Regions from separate parts of the Homo sapiens genome. Here region 1 is linked to region 2. Evidence: chromatin contacts called from ENCODE Hi-C or POLR2A ChIA-PET data. All regions are on one chromosome and are shown on one strand. Each heading gives the region's core, a stretch centred on a gene start or an enhancer-like site at or near the end of the contact. The rest is flanking DNA. Distances are from core to core; before and after follow the strand shown. Region 1 holds the start of ILF3-DT (ILF3 divergent transcript). Region 2 holds the start of FEM1A (fem-1 homolog A).

Region 1 (3,902 bases), core at 1,221-3,720, 5.9 Mb after region 2:
ATTACAGGCGTGAGCCACCGCGCCCGGCGTCTTTGGCACATTTGACGTATCATGTGACTATGCTACCTATTAAAAATCCACAGTAAAATGTAAATAAAATAGAAAAGCAGAGGGTACAGCATGCACTCATTTCTTTTTTGAGACGGTCTAGCTGTGCCATCCAGGCTGAAAAGTGCAGTGACTCCATCACGGCTCACTGCAGCCTGGACCTCCACAGCTCAAGTGATCCTCCCACCTACTCCTCCCAAGTAGATGGAACTATGGACACAGGCCATCACGCTCAGCTAATTTTTGTAGAGACTGGGTTTTGCCATGTTGCTCAAGCTGGCCTCAAACTCCTGGGCTTAAGGGATCCTCCAGCCTCGGCCTCCCAAAGTGTGGGGATTACAGGCGTGAGCCACCATGCCCGGCTAGGCACTCATTTCTGTAATTGTTGCAGGAAACAAAGGACCAGAGAGACTGACACGGGAAACAGGAGGATTTATTTAGATGTACACCGGCTCAGTGGATTTGTATCTGAAAAGCTGACCATTGAACAAAGACTGAGTGTGGTTTTTATAGGCAAACTTACAGAAGCAAAACAAAAGCAGTTAATGATACAGTCACAGGTCATGTAATCTATAGCATAACTGCTGACTTAGCATAACTTGTGGCTTTGCACAGCTGTTGGCCTTGCAGCTGTGTCAAAAGAAAAACAGAGTCTACAAATCTTACTAAATACAACCATTGGCAAACAGTCATATTTAATGGTTCAGAAAAGGAGAGACAGTAAAGGAATTTTTCTTTTCAACTTTGCTCCGGAGGAGGCTGTCTGGAGCCCATTCCTTTGGCCTCGACTTTTCAGTGTTATAACTGTCCTTGAAGTAAGCTGGCTAAGCAGAGGAAAACTTGTTCTTGTTTTCTTTTTAACCCTTACCCCCTGCCACATAATCACATCTTTACACTTCTTTTTTTTTTTTTTTTTTTTTTTTAAGATGGGAAGTCGGAGTCTCGCTCTGTCGCCCAGGCTGGAGTGCAGTGGTGCCATCTCGGCTCATTGTAACCTCTGCCTCCCAGGTTCAAGTGATTCAAGCCATTCTTGTGCCTCTGCCTCCTGAGTAGCTGGGATTATAGGCGCACACCACCACACCTGGCGAATTTTTTTTTTTTTTTTTTTTTGAGGCTGAGTCTCACTCTATCGCCCAGGCTGGAGTGCAATGGAGCAATCTCGGCTCACTGCAACCTCCGCCTCCTGGGTTCAAGCGATCCTCCTGTCTCAGCTTCCTGATTAGCTGGGATTACAGGCGCCCTCCACCACACCCAGTTAATTTTTCTATTTTTAGTGGAGACGGTGTTTCACCATGTTGGCCAGGCTGGTCTCAAACTCCTGACCTCAAGTGATCCGCCCACCTCAGCTTCCCAAAGTGCTGGGATTACAAGCGTGAGCCACCACGCCCAGCCAGGAAACCCATTTTCAACACCTCCTTGCTCTTTTTTTTTTCTGAGACAGAGTCTCGCTCTGTCGCCCAGACTGGAGTGCAGTGGCGCAATCTCGGCTCACTGCAACCTCCGCCTGCCAGGTCAAACAATTCTCCTGCCTCAGCCTCCCAAGTAGGTGGGACTACAGGCATGTGCCACCACACCCGGCTAATTTTCTTTTGTATTTTTAGTAGAGACGGGGTTTCACCATGCTGGCCAGGCTGGTCTCGAACTCCTGACCTCGTGATCCGCCCGCCTCGGCCTCCCAAAGTGCTGGGATTACAAACGTGAGCCACCGCGCCTGGCCTTCCTTGCTCTTCTTGCTCCAAATCCTGGGAACGTCTGAATCAACAGGCGGACATCTGTCAAACCTTCCTAGCAACTACGCCTGCGGATGGCCAACCTGACCCTGGAAGACAGTGGGGTTTAGTTAAGCACAGATTGTACATCGGGGGCCTCATAAGGCGCCTGGAAGCATTCAAGAACACCACGCTTGTAAGGACAAAGCACTCGGTCACGGGCGCCTTTACTTCGGAGCTCCGCGCTGCTGCTGGACGAGCGTCCGTTGAGTCCCAGCCCCAATTTTTCCAGGAAATGGCGGTGAGCCCTCTAGTGAGATATTTTTTGGCCTGGGCCTCAGTTTCTCCATCTGTCAATGGGGGAAGGGGAAGGCGGGCTAGAGGACCCCGACCAGGTCGGCTGCAGCCTTCGGAAGCTACGGCCCAGGGACGCCACACCAAGGCAGGTCTGCGGGACGAAAGAACCCAAGAACCCGGGCGCGCATTGGCGCCGGTCCCGGGCTCAAGGGGCAGCAACGAGGAGACGCTGGACCTGGCCGTTCCTCGCACACATCTCTAACCTTCTGTGCCTCTCAAGGGAGATGGGGTGAGCATAGCCACCTCCACTGGAGCCCGAAAATCCCCGGCCGAGATACCGCCACTAAAAAGGTACACATGCGTCAAAGCCTCTCGGAGCCATTTCCGCTAACGTACTCAGGGCGACGGGCGTAAGATGGCGGCCGCGCAGGCGCAAAATGTCGCAGCCGTAGGGAGGCTCCGCCTCTGACGCTTGCCTTGCATCACGTGGTAATGGCCGCTCAAAAAACGCCTTAGCGAAAACCAGAGCGTGCCCTCGTCACGTGATGGAGGACTCCCAGTACGGCAAAGGGAAGGCGCCAAAAGTTGTCAGATGGCGAAGGAAACCGCGAAATTCGCCATTGTCACATGATGGAGCAACCTATCGAAAGCGGAGGGAAAGGTGCCGAAGTCACGTGACTACGCACGCAAACACTCCCGCTTGCACCACGTGCAACTCACGCCCACCCCCTCAGCCCCCCCCTTATCTCTTTTCGCCCCTCCCTCCCATTTGGGTTGGGCCTGCGTCGAGGCGCAACGCGGCGTCAAAGGGGGCGGGGCTTCAGCCGGTCACGTGTTCCCGCACCTCCCCGGCGCGCGCCTGCCCGCCCGCCCGCTCGCCCCCGGTCCGGACTCCTCCTCCTCCTCTTCTCGCCATTGCAGTTGGACCCAGCAGCCCGGCGCGCACCGCGTGGCTTTTGGGGGCAGACCCCGGCGGGCTGTGGCAGGAGGGCGGCGGCGGCGGCTGCGGTCGAAGAAGGGGACGCCGACAAGGTAAGCGTCAATGTGGCGGCGGCCGGGCCCGCTCCCGCCTCTGCCCCTCCCCCCGCCCGCCCTCAGTGAGATCCCCACTGAGGGTTCGCGGTGACAAGGCTGGAGGGATCCCACGCTCGCCGCCTCCGCCCGGTTCCCTCATCCCGGCGCCTGGCCCGTTCCTCCCTTGCCGGCCTCGCTCCCGCGCTCGGCCGTTAACTCTCTTCCATTGTGCGGAGGAAACAAAATGGCGGCTGCGGCGGCGGCGAGGACTCGGTGCGCGCGCAGCCGCTCCCCCCCGCACGCGGCCCCTCGGCCGGCGGCGGCGCCACGCGCGGGGGGGTGCGCGCGCACCGGGCCCCCGGCTGCCGCCTCCCCGCGGCTGGGCTTTTGTCTGTTGCGGGGGTCCTGGGGACGCGCGCACGTGCTTGGAGCACACACCCCCTCGGGTCCCGAGTTCCGCGGCGGGGCGACCCCCCTTCCTCACTCCTTCCCTACCCCCTCCTCCTCTTTGTCCCGGTCCCGCCCCCGATTCCAGGAGAGTCCCAGGTTCCCGAGGCGGGAAAAGTCGCCTCCTTTGTCCTCACAGGTCGCGGAGAGGCGGACCCCCTCCTTGGAAGCCCCTTCCCACGCGGATTGCTGAGGAAGCCTTTGTGGGTTCGTCGGGTTTCCAAATCTCTGGTCAGCCAGGCCTCTCTCAGATCAGGGTCAAAACTTGAGAGGGTTTCAGCTTTTTCTTTAGTTAGTTTGTTTTCATTGTTGAATGTTTTTCCAGATTGTTAGTATTTGCCTTCTCTAGACCGGCAATCTACTTGGGTGCAAGCCTGGGCCCCGAAA
Region 2 (4,073 bases), core at 1,150-3,649:
AAGAGAAATGAAAACATATTTCCACACAAAGACCTGTACGCAGAAGTTTATAGCAGCTTTATTTGTAATCATCTAAAACTGGAAAGAACCATCACGTAATGGATAAAAGAATGGTGGCTCGTTCTTGCCATGGAATACAGCTCCGTAATAAAAGGCAACGAACTGCTAATACACGTAACAGCATAGATGCATCTTGAATGCATTGTGCTGAATGAAAGCTGCAGACCCCAGAGGCCGCATACTGCATTTTTCCGTTTCTGTGCTGTTAGTATGAAACGCAGAGAACAGATCAGCAGTTACCAGTGGCTGCGGGTGGACAAAGGCGTTGATCAACAGGGCATGAGATAACATTCTTTTTTTTTGAGACGGAGTCTCGCTCTGTCGCCCAGGCTGGAGTGCAGTGGCGCGATCTCGGCTCACTGCAAGCTCTGCCTCCCGTGTTCACGCCATTCTCCTGCCTCAGCCTCCCGAGTAGCTGGGACTACAGGCGCCTGCCACCACGCCCGGCTAATTTTTTGTATTTTTAGTAGAGACGGGGTTTCACCGTGTTAGCCAGGATGGTCTCGATCTCCTGACCTCGTGATCCACCCATCTCGACCTCCCAAAGTGCTGGGATTACAGGCGTGAGACACCGCGCCCGGCCGGCATGAGATAACAATTCTGAATGAAGACGCTGTTGAACATCTTGGTTGTGATACTGGCTACATAGCTGCATGTTTGTCACACCTGTTCTCTTTATTTATTTTTATTTATTTATCTTAGAGACAGGGTCTCCCTCTGTCACCCAGGCTGAAGTACAATGGTGCAATCACGGCTCACTGCAGCCTTGACCTCCTAGGTTCAAGCGATCCTCCCACTTCAGCCTCCCGAGTAGCTGAGACAACAGGTGCACGCTACCACGCCCGGCTAATTTTTCTATTTTTGTAGAGATGTGCTATGTTTCCCAGGCTGGTCTCGAATTCCTGGGTTCAAGCAATCCTCCCACCTCAGCCTCCCAAAGTGCTGAGATTACAGGTGTGAGTCACCTTGCCCGGCCAAACCTGTCCTCTTTATTAAAAATGCATTTTATTGTATATATATTACACCTCGAATAAACTTTAAAAATAAAGAATTCGGGTCACCAAAGATTTCTTTTTCATAATATAATTCATTGTTGTCAAAAAATGCCAGGGAATGGATCACCTTACAACTGCTAGAATAGCTATCATCAAAAAGACGAAAGGTAACAAACGTTGGCAAGGATTTGAAGAGAACACTTATACACTACTGATGGTAATTTTAATTAGTATAGCCATTATAGAAAATGGTATGGAAGTTCCAAAGAAAAATTTAAAAATAAAACTACCAGGTGATCCAGGAATCCCACTTCTGGGTCTTTATCCAAAGGAATTGAAGTCAGCACGTCAGGCCGGGCATAGTGGCTCACGCCTGTAATTCTAGCACTTTGGGAGGCTGAGGCGGGCGGATCTCCCAAGGTCAGGAGTTCGAGACCATCCTGGCCAACATGGCGAAACCCGTCTCTACCAAAAATACAAAAATTAGCCGGGCGTGGTGGTGGATGTCTGTAGTCCCAGCTACTCGGGAGGCTGAGGCACGAGAATCACTTGAACCCGGGAGGCAGAGGTTGCAGTGAGCCGAGATTGCGGCATTGCCCTCCAGCCTAGGCAACAAGAGCGAGACGCTGTCTCAAAAACAAAAACCAAAACCAAAAAACCCCACAAAGTTATTGAAAGAAATAAATAAAAATAAATACGTAAATAAAAGAAGGAAATTCTGACACATACTAGAATATACATAAATGTATGTAAATGAATAAATGAATATATGAATGTGAGAATAAGAAGTGAGCGCGTCATTTTTTACCGTTCTCCCAGCTCAAAACGTTTTCGCCCCGTCCAGCTTTTCGGCCTCCTCCGGGCGCCCCCTGCCGGTGGGCCGCTTGCCCGTGCTCCAAGCCCAAAACAGACGCGTCCCCTCTAGTCGCTTTTAGCCTTCGGTCTCGGTCCTGATTGGCTCAGAGTCGCTCGTGATCCCTTTTGGGAAATGTAGTCCTTAAGGGTATCGCGCCTGCTTTTTCTATACGCTCTGACGCAGAGATAGCCACGGGAAGTACGTCACCAAATTTCGCCGGTTCCCACAAGCTAGGTCGTGTGACGCTGCATGACGGGAATTGTAGTCCTCAAATTGCTAGCTTCCGATGCCATGCGCTGCGACTGGAACGCCAATTCCCACCATGCCGCGCGCTCACAGCTCTCAGGGGCTGTCCTGTGGCCTTTGGGGAAGTGTAGTCTTGAGCCCCCAAGATTCCTTTTCTGTTCTATGGAGTGGGCCCGCGCAAAGGACTCCATTTCCCGGCGTGCTGCCATCCGTCGGGTCGCGGCAGCCATTTTGTTCCGCCCGAGGAGACCCTAAGATGGCGGCGAGGGGGACGGTGAAGGTTGCCTCCCGCCCGTCCGGGCTCTGATCCTCCGTCTCCCCGTCCCCCGGCGGCCGGCCCATGGCCTGGCGGAGGCCCGAACCATGGACCTCCGCACCGCCGTGTACAACGCCGCCCGTGATGGCAAGCTGCAGCTGCTCCAGAAGCTGCTCAGCGGCCGGAGCCGGGAGGAACTGGACGAGCTGACGGGCGAGGTGGCCGGCGGGGGAACGCCGCTACTCATCGCCGCCCGCTACGGCCACCTGGACGTGGTGGAGTACCTGGTGGACCGGTGCGGCGCGAGCGTGGAGGCCGGTGGCTCGGTGCACTTCGATGGCGAGACCATCGAGGGCGCGCCGCCGCTGTGGGCCGCCTCCGCAGCCGGCCACCTGGACGTGGTGCGGAGCCTGCTGCGCCGCGGGGCCTCGGTGAACCGCACCACGCGCACCAACTCCACGCCTCTCCGCGCCGCCTGCTTCGACGGCCACCTGGAGGTGGTGCGCTACCTGGTCGGCGAGCACCAGGCCGACCTGGAGGTGGCCAACCGGCACGGCCACACGTGCCTCATGATCTCGTGCTACAAGGGCCACCGTGAGATCGCCCGCTACCTGCTGGAGCAGGGCGCCCAGGTGAACCGGCGCAGCGCCAAGGGCAACACGGCCCTGCATGACTGCGCCGAGTCCGGCAGCCTGGAGATCCTGCAGCTGCTGCTGGGGTGCAAGGCCCGCATGGAACGTGACGGCTACGGCATGACCCCGCTGCTCGCGGCCAGCGTGACGGGCCACACCAACATCGTGGAGTACCTCATCCAGGAGCAGCCCGGCCAGGAGCAGGTCGCAGGGGGAGAGGCTCAGCCTGGGCTGCCCCAAGAAGACCCCTCCACCAGCCAGGGGTGTGCGCAGCCTCAGGGGGCTCCGTGCTGCAGCTCCTCCCCAGAGGAACCACTGAACGGGGAATCTTACGAAAGCTGCTGTCCCACCAGCCGGGAAGCTGCCGTGGAAGCCTTGGAATTGCTGGGAGCTACGTATGTGGATAAGAAACGAGATCTGCTTGGGGCCCTTAAACACTGGAGGCGGGCCATGGAGCTGCGTCACCAGGGGGGCGAGTACCTGCCCAAACCGGAGCCCCCACAGCTGGTCCTGGCCTATGACTATTCCAGGGAGGTCAACACCACCGAGGAGCTGGAGGCGCTGATCACCGACCCGGATGAGATGCGCATGCAGGCCCTGTTGATCCGGGAGCGCATCCTCGGTCCCTCGCACCCGGACACTTCCTATTACATCCGTTACAGGGGTGCCGTGTACGCCGACTCGGGCAATTTCGAGCGCTGCATCCGCTTGTGGAAGTACGCCCTGGACATGCAACAGAGCAACCTGGAGCCTCTGAGCCCCATGACCGCCAGCAGCTTCCTCTCCTTCGCGGAACTCTTCTCCTACGTGCTTCAGGACCGGGCCGCCAAAGGCAGCCTGGGCACCCAGATCGGCTTTGCAGACCTCATGGGGGTTCTCACCAAAGGGGTCCGGGAAGTGGAACGGGCCCTGCAGCTGCCCAGGGAGCCCGGAGACTCAGCCCAGTTCACCAAGGCGCTGGCCATCATCCTCCACCTGCTCTACCTGCTGGAGAAAGTGGAGTGCACCCCCAGCCAGGAGCACCTGAA

What was found. Hi-C counts contacts between places; a loop is a spot of excess contacts on that map. ChIA-PET counts read pairs that join two places held with the same protein, here RNA polymerase II (POLR2A). Pooled maps may share reads with other maps.
Region 1: a loop to region 2 is called in a pooled map, with 17 times the contacts of the local background. The contact joins the promoter of ILF3-DT here to the promoter of FEM1A in region 2. A Hi-C loop is called at or near these places in 1 of 50 pooled maps. POLR2A ChIA-PET finds 5 or more read pairs at or near these places in 2 of 52 experiments (OCI-LY7 and PC-3).

The regions. Positions count from the first base shown.
Region 1 is chr19:10,651,402-10,655,303 of GRCh38, forward strand. It overlaps ILF3-DT (ILF3 divergent transcript), which reads right to left and starts at 2,471. Exons shown (of 1, transcript NR_024333.1): 1 at 461-2,471. It overlaps ILF3 (interleukin enhancer binding factor 3), which reads left to right and starts at 2,945. Exons shown (of 20, transcript NM_017620.3): 1 at 2,945-3,086. RefSeq lists enhancers at 953-1,455, 1,456-1,957, 1,823-1,992, 2,233-2,702 and silencers at 2,793-3,032, 3,113-3,272.
Region 2 is chr19:4,789,335-4,793,407 of GRCh38, forward strand. It overlaps FEM1A (fem-1 homolog A), which reads left to right and starts at 2,400. Exons shown (of 1, transcript NM_018708.3): 1 at 2,400-4,073. The coding sequence starts at 2,521. LOC124904620 (a long non-coding RNA gene) reads right to left here and starts at 1,958. Exons shown (of 2, transcript XR_007067103.1): 1 at 1,864-1,958. RefSeq lists enhancers at 2,053-2,710, 2,221-2,490, 2,711-3,367, 3,021-3,080, 3,368-4,024.